Linked DNA regions of Homo sapiens: region 1 is linked to region 2. Evidence: chromatin contacts called from ENCODE Hi-C or POLR2A ChIA-PET data. All regions are on one chromosome and are shown on one strand. The core of a region is the stretch at or near the end of the contact, and the rest is flanking DNA. Distances in the headings are between cores, read along the strand shown.

Region 1 (2,700 bases), core at 156-2,655, 47 kb after region 2:
TGAATGATTAATGTATTGAGCATCTACTATGTGTAAAGGCTGAAATGTCCTACAAGGCTGTAGAGTTAAGCGGTCTTTGCTTTGAACCTCCCAATTGCTACATACTTGCTGATTCACAAGCTTGATCAAATTTCCTAATCTCTCCAAACCTCGTTTCCTCACTGTACACTGGGAAAAAGAAAAATATCTGTTTCCCAAGACTGATATAAGGATTGTATAATATAATGCATAAAAGTGTCTAGGATACTATAAGCATCAATGGATGTCGGCTACTATTACAAAGTGTTAAGAAACTTAACTCTTAGATCCCTCATAGAATTGGACAATCTGTTGCTAGGTAACGATGGCCCTTCTCTCTCCACTGGGAAATTATGAAAACAATTACAAGTTATAGCAGAGGTTCTTTTTTTATTTCCCCCAGAGACAGGATCTTGCTCGGTCACTCAGGCTGGAGTGCAGTGACATGAACATAGCTCACTGCAGCCTTGAGCTCAGGGTTCAGGAGCTCCTCCTGCCTCAGACTCCTGAGGAGCTAGGACTACAAGTGCCTGCCACCACGCCTGGCTAATATTTCAAAAATTTTTTGTAGGCCGGGCACGGTGGCTCACGCCTGTAATCCCAACACTTTGGGAGGCCGAGGCAGGTGGATCACCTGAGGTCGGGAGTTCGAAACCAGTCTGGTCAACATGGTGAAACCCTGTCTCTACTAAAAATACAAAATCAGCTGGGCGTGGTGGTGCATGCCTGTAATTCCCAGCTACTTGGGAGGCTGAGGCAGGAGAACTTCTTGAACCTGGGAAGCAGAGGTTGCAGTGAGCCAAGATCACACCATTGCACTCCATCCTGGGCAACAAGAGCCTTTGAAACTCCATCTCAAAAAAAAAAAATTTTTTTTTTTTTTGTAGAGGCAGTGCCTCCCTATGTTGCCCAGGCTGGTCTCCCACTCCTGGCCCCAAGTGATGCTCCTGCCTCAGCCTCCCAATGTGCTAGGGTTACAGATGTGAGCCGCTGTGCCCGGCCGATAGCAGAAGTTTTAAAGTGTGGTCCCAGGGCCAGCCCCACAAGCATCACTTAGAAGCTTTTTAGAGATGCAAATTCTCGACCCACGGATTCAGAAACTTTGAGGGAGGGCTCCAGCATCTGTGTTTTAAAAACCCCTGTAGGTGATTCTAATGCATGCTCAAGTTTGAAACCCAGTGAGTGATAGCAGAGTGTTCAAGAGGCTGACCACGCCTGGCTAATTTTTTTGTATATTTAGTAGAGATGAGATTTCACCATGTTGGCCAGACTGGTCTTAAACTCCCGACCTCAGGTGATCCGCTCGCCTCGGCCTCCCAAAGTGCTGGGATTACAGACGTGAGCCACCGCGCCTGGCACCAAGCAGAATCAGTCTTAAGGTCTTTTGCATGTCGTGGTGCCCTTTCTTGATTTCCCAAGCAGTACACTCAGGATGGCTTCCTTCCTGTTCGCTATGTTATTTTCAGGTCTTGTTATTCTTAAATCATTCGTGGAAACAACAAGGATTTTGGACATTTCCCAGCCTAGTTTAAATGCCTGCGATGCTAGGTCAATGATTTTATCTCAAGCAGTTTAGGGGAAGGAATCTAGCTGCAGGAAGGGTGGTGCCCCGGGCACTGTTTTGAGTCTGTGTTTGCATAAGACAACAGTAAAAAAAAAAAACAACTTTGATTTGTTTATTCAGAGTGATGGGTGGGAGGGCATTATAACTAAAGTTCTCCACTCTCCCCTCCAAGTCAGCCCTTGCTCCACCACTGGAATGCAACAACCCCCTCCTTAAAAGCAGTTAAGGGAATGAAATGAGCTTGGCCCAGGGCCTGGCAGTGAATGCTAAATGTTCCTTTGAGATTCTATTAGTGTGAAACTTCTGTAGAAATATCGGCCTTCCCTAGTGCCCTCCAGATCTCTTGCTTGGTTTGTAAAATGTTTTATAATAAATGTTTAGGTATATAGACTTAGCAGTCCTGGAGATGCACGTATCTGATTACCTTTCAAGAGGCTAACAGGGGCCTAACACGGTGGCTCAAGCCTGTAATCCCAGCACTTTTGTAGGCCAAGGCAGGAGGATTGCTTGAGCCCAGGAGTTCAAGACCATCCTGGCCAACATGGTGAAGCCTTGTTTCCACTAAAGATACAAAAAATTAGCCAGGTGTGGTCGCACACACCTGTAGTCCCAGCTACTTGGGAGGCTGAAGCAGAAGAATCACTTAAACCCAGGAGGTGAAGGTTGCAGCGAGCCGAGATCGAGCCATTGCACTTCAGCCTGGGCGACAGAGTGACACTCTGTCTCAAAAAAAAAAAAAAAAAAAAAAAGCCGTTGCGCAGTGGCTCACGCCTGTAATCCCAACACTTTGGGAGGCCAAGGCAGGTGGATCACAAGGTCAGGAGGTCAAGACCATCCTGGCTAACATGGTGAAACCCCATCTCTACTAAAAATAGAAAAAAAAATGCCGGGCGTGGTGGCAGGTGCCTGTAGTCCCAGCTACTGGGGAGGCTGAGGCGGGAGAATGGCGTGAACCCGGGAGGCGGAGCTTGCAGTGAGCCGAGATCACACCACTGCACTCCAGCCTGGGCAACAGAGCGAGACTCCGTCTCAAAAAAAAAAAAAAAAAAGATATCACCTCACATCCCTTAGGGTGGCTATTATTATTATTATTATTATTTTCTTTTGAGATGGAGTTT
Region 2 (2,700 bases), core at 114-2,613:
CTCGACTCACCGCAACCTCCATCTCTTGGGTTCAAGTGATTCTCCTGTCTCAGCCTCCTGAGTAGCTGGGACTACAGGCATTCGCCACCACGCCCAGCTAATTTTGTATTTTTTTTTTTTAGTGGAGATTGGATTTGTCCATGTTGGTCAGGCTGGTCTCGAACTCTCGACCTCGGGTGATCCGCCCACCTCAGCCTCCCAAAGTGCTGGGATTACAGACGTGAGCCACCGTGCTCGGCCTGCTAGGTCACTCTTAAAGACAGCACTGGGCCAGGTGCAGTGGCTCACACCTGTAATCCTAGCACTTTGGGAGGCCCAGGTGAGCGGATCATCTGAGGTCAGGAGTTCGAGACCAGCCTGGCCAACATGGTGAAACCTTGTCTCTACTAAAATACAAAAATTAGCCAGGCATGATGGCAGGTGCCTGTAATCCCAGCTACTTGGGAGGCTGAGATGGGAGAATCACTTGAACCCAGGAGACGGTAGTTGCAGTGAGCCGAGATCGCGCCACCGCACTCCATCTTGGGTGGCTGAGCAAGACTCCGTCTCAAAAAAAAAAAAAGACAGCACTGCAGATGGTGAGGTGGTGCCAGACCACAGAATCCCAGACACCTCCCAGCCAGGGTTGGAGCTGCGGTGTGCCCACACACAGGGCCTCTGCTGAGCGTCCACCAAGGGCTGCTGTGGACTTTAGGGTGGGGGGAGCCGAGTTGGCCTTGTTAATAAGAAGCAAGAGTTTGTGCTGGGCAGAGTGAAGGCTGCGATGGGACAGGATGCAGGTCTGCTAAATCTTGCAGCAGATGAGCAGAAGGGAAGAACACACTTGCTTCCCTAAAGCACAGTCTGCAAACACAAGAAAGCTCGCCCTGTTCCTGGACCGGGAGCCGTGCTTTGCCCCCCACTGTTTGTGTTGGCTCTGCTGAGTGCAGCCATGCAAGCTGTTGCTGGCCAGGGCAGGGAGGCCATAGCTGGCCGGGATGACGTGGCTAGAGCTGGTCAGGGTGGAATATTTTCTGACTGCACAGATAAAGCCCAAGAACGGGACAGCTGGGGCTCATCTGAAGGGTGGGGTCAGTCCTGACTTGACTGCCATGCTGGGCCCAGGCTGTGGATCCAGGAGGGTGGGGCATAATACAGCCTGTTGTTGGCCAGATGGTCTGGGGTGAAACTGCAATTCAGAGCCTCTTATATACCTCCACTGAGGCTGAAGACAGCAGCCAGGGCGGGCCTAGCGCCAGGGCGTGGGTCCTGGGCAACAGGGTGGGATCAGGGCTGCTGGATTTGGACACAAGGTGGGCCTTGGAGAGATGCCCTATCCACCAAGTGCTTCACTGCAGGGGCCCCTTGGCCGGCCAGCCTGGCTGTGGGTGGGGTGGCAGCCAGCAGCGGGGCAGGGACCATGCCTCTTGGCAATGGCTGGGCTTCCTCATGCCCAGCTCGGCCCCAGGGCCAGATGTGCAAGCAGCCTGCTGATTCCGCTTGGGAAGGTCCCCTCCTTCCTGGTCACAGGCGCTTCTCAACTGCCCTAGTTCCAACCTTGTATCCCTCCCACTCCATCTCCTTCTAGGCCCATTTGTGGGTTCCTGCCAGAAGTCCCTTTAGAAAACCCAGGGCTGGTTGTTTGCAGGCCCCAAATTCCAGGCCTTTGGGAGACTCAGCCTCCCTGGCTTTGTGCCGGGGCATCTGGCCTGGTCCCAGCTTCCCTCTGCGCATCTCCTACCTGCCGTGTTTGGTCCCAGCAGAAAAACCCCCATTCCACTACCCCGGTCTTTCCATGATCACTCCCGTTTACATGGGCCCCCGTACTTCTCAGCACTCTCTGCACACTTGCAATGAATGGGTCACACAGCAAGGTGGTTATGTGTGTGATGGTGGTGGTGTTGCTTTGAGGGCCTGCTGTGTGCACTGTTCTAGACCAGGAGATTCCACAGTAAACTAGACCAGCCCGTAGGGCTTGTTTTCCAATGGGGAGTAATTAACAACAAAAAAGACACCAGCTACTTGGGAGGCTGAGGTGGGAGGATTACTTGAGAACAGAAGTTCAGTACCAACCTGGGCAACATTGTGAGACCCCATCTTTTGTGGGTTTTTTGTTGTTTTGTTTTTTTCGAGACAGAGTCTCACACTGTCACCTAGGCTGGAGTGCAATGGCGCGATCTTGGCTCACTGCAGCCTCCACCTCCCGGGTTCAAGTGATTCTCCTGCCTCAGTCTCCTGAGTACCTGGGATTACAGGCGCCCACCACCATGCCCAGCTGATTTTGTATTTTTAGTAGAGACAGGGTTTCACTGCGTTGGCCAGGCTGGTCTCAAAATGCCTGACCTCATGATCCACTTGCCTCGGCCTCCCAAAGTGCTGGGATTACAGGCGTGAGCCACTGAGCCCGGCCGTGAGACCCCATCTTAAAAAATAATTAAAAAGGCCTCCCAAGTAGCTGGGACTACAGGCGCCTGCCACCACGCCCGGCTAATTTTTGGTGTTTTTAGTAGAGACGGGGTTTCACCGTGTTAGCCAGGATGGTCTCGATCTCCTGACCTTGTGATCCGCCCGCCTCGGCCTCCCAAAGTGCTGGGATTACAGGCGTGAGCCACCGTGCCCAGCCAAAAAGTTTTTAAAATGTTTTTATTTTGCAATTTTTTTTTTTTTGAGACAGAGTCTCACTCTGTAGCCCGCGCTGGAGTGCAGGTGTGCGATCTCGGC

The links. Hi-C counts contacts between places; a loop is a spot of excess contacts on that map. ChIA-PET counts read pairs that join two places held with the same protein, here RNA polymerase II (POLR2A). Pooled maps may share reads with other maps.
Region 1: a pooled map of psoas muscle shows a loop between it and region 2 (1.8-fold over the local background). The contact joins two enhancer-like sites. A Hi-C loop is called at or near these places in 14 of 168 maps with a recorded cell type or tissue (CD4-positive, alpha-beta T cell, Caco-2, IMR-90 and 10 more) and 12 of 50 pooled maps. POLR2A ChIA-PET finds 5 or more read pairs at or near these places in 29 of 52 experiments (A673, B cell, BJ and 25 more).

The regions. Positions count from the first base shown.
Region 1 is chr12:123,444,471-123,447,170 of GRCh38, forward strand. No RefSeq gene overlaps it. Among named protein-coding and RNA genes, the nearest start is that of RILPL2, 9.1 kb to the left of the region's middle. Within about 2 kb of position 1,406, at least 14 of the 41 ENCODE cell types and tissues checked have a DNase peak (open chromatin) inside an H3K27ac peak, as active enhancers do; they include ascending aorta, heart right ventricle, prostate gland and 1 more, where a contact is called at or near this core.
Region 2 is chr12:123,397,733-123,400,432 of GRCh38, forward strand. The region is part of intron 5 of KMT5A (lysine methyltransferase 5A); the gene reads left to right. Among named protein-coding and RNA genes, the nearest start is that of KMT5A, 15 kb to the left of the region's middle. Within about 2 kb of position 1,364, at least 17 of the 41 ENCODE cell types and tissues checked have a DNase peak (open chromatin) inside an H3K27ac peak, as active enhancers do; they include ascending aorta, heart right ventricle, prostate gland and 1 more, where a contact is called at or near this core.